Linked DNA regions of Homo sapiens: region 1 is linked to region 2. The links are chromatin contacts, found by Hi-C or POLR2A ChIA-PET in ENCODE. All regions are on one chromosome and are shown on one strand. The core of a region is the stretch at or near the end of the contact, and the rest is flanking DNA. Distances in the headings are between cores, read along the strand shown.

Region 1 (3,542 bases), core at 733-3,232, 540 kb after region 2:
AGGAAAGAGTCTTTTGTGGCGTCTGACTTTGCAGAATAAAGTTCTGTATCTTTTTTCTTTAAAGTGAAACAAAATATGTATGAATTAATACAAGTGCATAATCTTTCTAGAATTTTGTGGCTCTTGTTGCCAGTTGTTTGGAGTTTTCTCCTCACCTCCATCCAACAGATATGTTTTCTGAGACTTGCCTTTATTGATTCTTTCCAAAGTGGTCAACTTAGAAACAGCAATGTTTCTTTAATGCTCTTATTTCATTCGTTGGCATAATATTTAATTAAGTTATGTAATGACAGTACTGAATACATCTGCCATAAATGATTTAGACAGCAAATGCAATGGTCTCTTGGTCAGTAAACAACTCACATGGTGAGAGTGGAAGTTTTTGGGGTTGCTGAAGGATACCTCTATGGGACATAATGCATTTGTCTGCAAGGAACAGAATCTTTAACTGAAACAAGTTTTAAGCTTTGCTTTCAAAAAACTCTCAGTGCATAGTAAAAAAACGCATTTTAAATTGTCCCTTAGCACATATGCAAGAGTATAAACTGAAGCAAATTTTCACAAGCAGCACTTACCTTTACTTTATGTGATGCTACCTAATATTTTTGTCTATTCTTTCCTATTTTAATTCTATTAGAAATGCTAATCATGACCCACTAATATAATCTCATGTCTCATTAATGGAGTGCAACCCACAGTGTGAAAAACACCAGCTTAACCCAATAGGACATTTATTATTTTATGTAGGAAGATGTCTAGAGACGGAGAAGCCCTTGAGATGCTGCAGTAGCTCAGCAGCCTCCTCAAGGTCACAGGTATTTTCCATAGACTTCTTTCTGCGATCTTCTGAGAATTAGGAGTGTCTCCGCTCATGGTGCAAAATGGCTTCCACATCTAGCAGTTGTTACAAGTGGACACAATTTCACCCAACAAAAAAGAGGGAAAGGAAACTTTTCCCAGAAGCCCCCAGCTGCTCCTCCTCTGGTCTCATTGGCCAGGATTGGTCACACGTCTGTGTTCCAGCTGCGAGGGAGGCTGGGAAAGCAGGTGACTGGCATTTTCAGCCTCTTTATAGGGATATGTGCTCTGCCAGAAAAGACGAAGGGAAGGGGAATGTGGTTGGGAAGGGGGCCCAGTATGAAGAGCACTGAGGCTCGGCAGGCATGAGTGCTCAGCCTGCTCTGGGCATCAGTTTCACGTTACCCAGAGGGAGAGACTAGAGAGAGTTTCTTAATGCAGGGAAACTCCCTAAGTAGAAGGTGGTTAGGTGAGTGCCTAATTGCAATGTGTCAAAAGCTACGAAAAAAAGAAAAAAAAGATGCACAGCTGTTATTGGTTCATATTGCAGGGCACTTACCTGGGCCAGGGAACTGGGGAGGCCTCTTCAGGGAAGCGACTCTCTTAAGCCAGTAAGGGGAGACGGACCATGGTGGTGGGTGGTGGGAATGGTGTTCCAGGCAGAGGGAAGAGCTCACGAGAAAGCTAAGAGGAAGGAGGGATCATGGCTGAGGTGGCATATTTATTCTACTAGTTGTCCATCTCCTGTGGGCCCAGCCCTGTACTAGGCATCAATGGCTAAGAGAGTAATGGGACATCTCCTGCCCTTGGGAATGTCATCGTCCATTAGGAAGGGTGATGTATGAACAGTCGTAACTAGAAACCAAGGGGAACGTATGCCTTCAAAATGCTATGTTATCTCTTAGTGGAGGGGACTCAGGGGCCTTCCTTGGCGGCACCTAATAGGTAGGATCCGCATGTGTAGAATTAGCAGGGGTCACGCCTTCCAGTGGAAGGGCCTGCTGTGAGCAAAGGCCTGGAGGCAGGAAGGCAGAACCAGGGGTCAGCCACTTGGCTGGAGGGCTGGGCGCCTGAAGGGGAACCAGAGGGGGTAGGGCAGGGAAGGTTAGGAGGTGGCTCCAGCCAGCATTGTCCCAGCTTCCTGCATTTAACCCCAGCCATCTGCAGCCCCAACCTTGGCTAACCCTCCTGGCAGTGAGTGTGACACTGGGCCCTAGGAGACAGAAGGAATGACTCAGGCTTTGTTCTTGTTTAGCGTATTTTTTTGCCCAAAGCAGAGTGACTCCCAGGGAGAGGCCCTTGCCTGGCCCTTCTTCTTGGCACCAGCGAAGGCGCTTGCCTCTCCAGTCTCTTTGGAGAAGGACCAGTCTCTGAATGGTCAGAGTCACTGGGTCTCGTGTCTCCCAGGATCTGCTGGGAGGGCTGCCAAGGTGGCACAGGCCCTGCTAGGAGGACCTCTAGTGGCGGTGAGGCTGGGGGCTGGGACATCCATGTTCCCTGCCTGGAGGGGATGCCCAGGCCTGAAAGTCATGGGTGATGGCCCAGGCGGAACACTCAGGGCCCGAGAGAGGGGATGATGGGAGTGCTGGTGGGCAAACCTTTGTGGCGGTCTCTGGGAGGCCTAGGAGGGGCCACCAGGAAGTGAGTTGAACAGTTTCACCTTTATGTGAGGTTTCTCAACTGCTGGCATTTGGGGTGGGATAATGCTTCACTGGCAGGGGTTGTGGGATTTTTAACAACATTCTTGCTCTCTATGCACTAGATGCCAGCAGCATGCTTCTCTAAGTTGTGACAACCAAAAAAACTCTCCAGACATTGCCAAATGTCTCCTGGGTTGGTAAAATTGCCTCAGTCTGGGAATTAAGACCTTAAGGTGAATAGAGAGAAATCTCAGCGCTTTCCTGTACAGGAGCATTCTGCTAGGACCACAGGAAAAATTGCCCACCATTCTGGGACCATGGAGATGATCATTTAGAGATGGCAAAACTAGAGACCACTGAGGTCAGCTGCTTGGCCGGAGGTCTGGGCACCGGAAGGGGAGTCACAGGGACTAAGGCAGAGAAGGTTAGGAGGCGGCTCAGGCCAGAGCCTCGTGGGGTCTGTGGGGTTGGTCTGGGCTGGGGTGATGGCAGAGGCAAGGGAGGGCAGTGATGGGTCTGAGAGGTGTTTGGGTATTAGGTTTGTGGAAGAGGGAGGAGCTGAGGGTGGCTTCTGGTTTCTGGTTCAGACCACTGTGCAGACTGCTGTTTCAAGAGCAAAGACAGGGCACTGGGACAAGGAGTAGCTGGGGTCAAGTGGCTGCGGGGACGAAAGCCAATACTCTGAACTCAGGCCTCCTTCTCTGGTCATCCCCACCCTCTCCAGCCCTGTCTGATATTTGTCCCTCAGCATCTCTGAGAACCAGCCCCCATGGCTGCTGCCCTCCAAGGCAGGGAGAATGAGCAGAGGCTTGATGGGTCACTGCCCTGGCTGGAGCAGCCTCACATCTTTCCAGCAGAAAGCTGGGGCTCTGGCTATGCTGTTGCTACCATCTGACATTAGTTCAATTTGGCTTCTTGTGGACCAGAGCCTGGGGGAGGGTTTCTAGTCAGGTTGTTAATGGCTGGGGGAGGAATGAGGAGCTAGAGAAGATGTCACTGCCCCTTCCCTGAGCATCACATGAGAGAAGGCCTTGGCCTTAGAGGACTGGACTGGAGGCAGCTGGCCCTTTAAGAAGAACTGTTCTCAGCAGGACTTCCGTGTCT
Region 2 (3,703 bases), core at 739-3,238:
CTGGATTTTTTGTTTTGTTTTGTTTTTTGAGACAGTCTTGCTCTGTTGCCCAGGCTAGAGTGCAGTGGCTCTATCTCAACTCACTGTGACCTCCGCCTCCCAGGTTCAAGCAATTCTCCTGCCTCAGCCTCCCGGGGATTACAGGCAAGTGCCACCATGCCCGGCTAATTTTTGTATTTTTAGTAGAGACGGGGTTCACCATGTTGGCCAGGCTGATCTCGAACTCCCGACCTCAGGTGATCCCCCTGCCTCGGCCTTCCAAAGTGCTGGGATTACAGGCGTGAGCCACCTTGCCCAGCTGATATTGCTGTTTCTTTAGGTATTGCCACCAAATACATTAAGGAAATGTCTCAAGAAAAAGGAAACACGATGTATTTATAGGAGCAAACAACAGTTGGCTTGCAGACATCCTAAATGGTGGATGGCAAGCTTGGCTTTTCCAAGGTTTTCCAATCTTTATGTTCTTCTAGTGGGTCTTCAGGTTACTATGACTTGTGTTAACAGGCTAACAACAAAACTGGATACCTCTTTAAATCAGACCACTCTACAGTGAACTATGGTCCTCAATTGCCATTGTGCCTCAACAAAGACTATGACCAAATGAACTCAGATGCCTATATTGTATGAACTTTGACTTGTTTGATTTGGTTGTTTGGTTCATGGGGACTCCTATTGAAGAGTACTCTTTAGTCTTTTGGTATTTTCCTCCTGACAGTCATCATAATAATCCCCCTAGTACACTATATCCTCTTGTTTTTTTGTTTTTTGTTTTTTGTGTTTTTTTTGAGACAGAGTTTTTCTCTTGTTACCCAGGCTGGAGTGCAATGGCGCGATCTCAGCTCACTGCAACCTCCGCCTCCTGGGTTCAAGGGATTCTCCTGCCTTAGCCTCCCGAGGAGCTGGGATTACAGGCATGCGCCACCATGCCTGGCTAATTTTTGTATTTTTAGTAGAGACAGGGTTTCACCACGTTGGTCAGGCTGGTCTCAAACTCCTGACCTCAGGTGATCCACCCGCCTCAGCCTCTCAAAGTGCTGGAATTACAGGTGTGAGCCACCATGCCCATCTTAAATGTCATCTTAAATGTCTGTATGAAGCCATCCATTGAGTGTTCAGTGGTCTCACTTCAATTAGATCATCAAGAACATCAAGAATTATTCAACTGCTGTGACTTTGTGACTTGTGAATTTCATACTAAAACCAAATAGGTCCATTTGCAATGGTGACAGAGAGTGGCATCAATGCTCAAGGTTTAGGTCAATCTCTCAAAAATTGAGAGGCTGACCAAAATGGAGGAATTGTTAAACTAAATTTGGCTTGAGGATGCCTCTGTACTTGAGTCCTTATGGAACAAATTGTAACCTTAGTACATCAGCGAACTACAAGCCTAACTTAGGAGTATACTTTTGTAACAGTAGCTGAGTCTCAGCCGGTCACACTAGCCAAGCCTCAGTCAATCACAGTTGGGCAACTGATTAGACCATGTTCAAATAAAGCAAATGCTGAGCTGTAATCACCTGAAGTATTCATAAGTGCTGCCTGCCCACATTGCAGGCTACAAATCTTTCAACCTGTTCTGGTTTTGAGGATTGCCTGATTCATGAATTATTCTTTGCTTAAATAAATTCTGCTTTAATGTAATTTGTCTAAAAATTTTAACAGGGCTATGAATTTTCTTTTGATATATGAGTTTTTCTGGGGATATGTGCTTTACATATATCCCATAGATTTGGATTTGTAGCAATTCTTTAATTTCTGTAATTCCCTAGATCCAAGAGTTGTGAAGCACAGGTTTTAAAGTTTTCAGGTAGAACATTATGCCAGTTATCAAATTGTTGAATCTCAGATGCAAACTCAATCTTCATTGCCTGCTCTGTGAAAATGAATATGGGCCCTTTAAATATTGTTTCTTTGCCAGCTGGCACAATGTTTAGCTTTGACAGTAGAGGGCACTGGAGAGACACTGCAGGAGGCTCACTCACTCAGTAGGTTTCCACAGCCTGGGTGGCTTCTCCAGTGCCAGGTTCCTGCGCTGTGTGCAGCCTTTCTAAGTGGCCAGCTTTTGCGGCACAAACAAGCTTCTCTAGCATAGCTCCTTCAGTATATATGTTGCTCCAGCACCAGGCTCCTGAGGTGGTGGGCAGCTTCTCCAAGGCCCAGATCCTGCAATATGCAGAAGCCTACACCACCTAGCAATGAGCAATTTCTCCAGGTACTTCGTAGTACCCGGTAGTTTCACAGCAGAATGGCTCTAAGTGGGGTACCTCCTATAAACAGCCTTTCAGCATTACAGGGCATATTATCAGCAAGTCCTAGAGAAGGGATTTCCAGCAACTTCCACTGGTGTGGCACAAGAGGAACTTCTCTGCCATTCACCAAGCCAAGGCCATATCCCCTCCAGCAATGGGGCACTGGCTCTCAGCCCTAGAAGGGCCTCTTCCTTAAGTGCACTGTCTCAGCCCTAGGGTTGCTGCTGCTGCTTATCTGCATTCCTCCGTTCTTTAGAGTTTCCTTTTCTCTTCCATAAAATCAAAATAATACCTGATACAAAAAGTGGACAAAGACCTTTAAGGAAAAAAAGAACTATAGACACTGGGTGCAATGGCTCACGCCTGTAATCCCAGCACTTTCGGAGGCCGAGGTGGTGGATCACCTGAGGTCAGGAGTTCGAGACCAGCCTGACCAACATGAAGAAACCCTGTCTCTACTAAAAATACAAACTTAGGGCCAGGTGCGGTGGCTCACACCTGTAATCCCAGCACTTTGGGAGGCCAAGGTGGGTGGATCATGAGGTCAGGAGATCGAGACCATCCTGGCTAACATGGTGAAACCCTGTCTCTACTAAAAATGCAAAAATTAGCCAGGCTTGGTGGCACATGCCTGTAATCCCAGCTACTCGGGAGGCTGAGGCAGGAGAATTGCCCGAACCCGGGAGGCAGAGGTTGCAGTGAGCCGAGCAGTGAGCCGAGATCATGCCACTGCACTCCAGCCTGGGTGACAGAGCGAGACTCTGTCTCAAAAAAAAAAAAAAAAAGTCAGGCATGGTAGCTCATGCCTATAATCCCAGCTACTTGGGAGGCTGAGGCAGGAGAAGTGCTTGAACCTGGGAGGCGGTTCAAGCAACAAGAGCGAAACTACGTCTCAAAAAAAAATTATAGGCAAATATTCATAACCAGAGATGCAATAATTTAGAACAAAATGTTATAAGGGCTAAATGGTAAGAGCTTATGAACACAAAGAAGGAAACAAAAGAAGGAAACAGGCCAGGCACGGTGGCTCAGCCTGTAATCCCAACACTTTGGGAGGCTGAGGCGGGCGGATCACCTGAGGTCAGGAGTTTGAGACCAGCCTGGCCAACATGGTGAAACCCCATCTCTACTAAAAATACAAAAATTAGCCGGGCGTGATGGTGAGCACTTATAATCCCAGCTACTCAGGAGGCTGAGGCAGGAGAATCACTTGCACCTGGGAGGCGGAGTTTGCAGTGAGCTGAGATCATGCCACTGCACTCCAGGGGTGACAGAGCAAGACGTTGTCTCAAAAAAAAGAAAGAAAGAAAAAAAAGGAGGAAACAACAGACACAGGTCTACTGGAGGAGGGAGAGTGGGAGGAGGGGGAGGAGCAGAAAAGCTAACTAGTGGGTACTGGGCTTAATACCTGGGTGATGTAATAATATGTACAACAAACCCCTATGACACGTGTT

The links. A loop is a pair of places that touch in the nucleus more often than their neighbours do. ChIA-PET counts read pairs that join two places held with the same protein, here RNA polymerase II (POLR2A). Pooled maps may share reads with other maps.
Region 1: a pooled map shows a loop between it and region 2 (2.4-fold over the local background). The contact joins two enhancer-like sites. A Hi-C loop is called at or near these places in 2 of 50 pooled maps. POLR2A ChIA-PET finds 5 or more read pairs at or near these places in 2 of 52 experiments (activated CD8-positive, alpha-beta T cell and activated CD8-positive, alpha-beta memory T cell).

The regions. Positions count from the first base shown.
Region 1 is chr5:171,749,095-171,752,636 of GRCh38, reverse strand. No RefSeq gene overlaps it. Among named protein-coding and RNA genes, the nearest start is that of SMIM23, 35 kb to the left of the region's middle. RefSeq lists an enhancer at 1,561-2,060. Within about 2 kb of position 1,982, at least 3 of the 41 ENCODE cell types and tissues checked have a DNase peak (open chromatin) inside an H3K27ac peak, as active enhancers do.
Region 2 is chr5:172,291,921-172,295,623 of GRCh38, reverse strand. All of the region lies in intron 1 of LOC100288254 (a long non-coding RNA gene), which reads right to left. Among named protein-coding and RNA genes, the nearest start is that of UBTD2, 10 kb to the right of the region's middle. Within about 2 kb of position 1,988, at least 3 of the 41 ENCODE cell types and tissues checked have a DNase peak (open chromatin) inside an H3K27ac peak, as active enhancers do.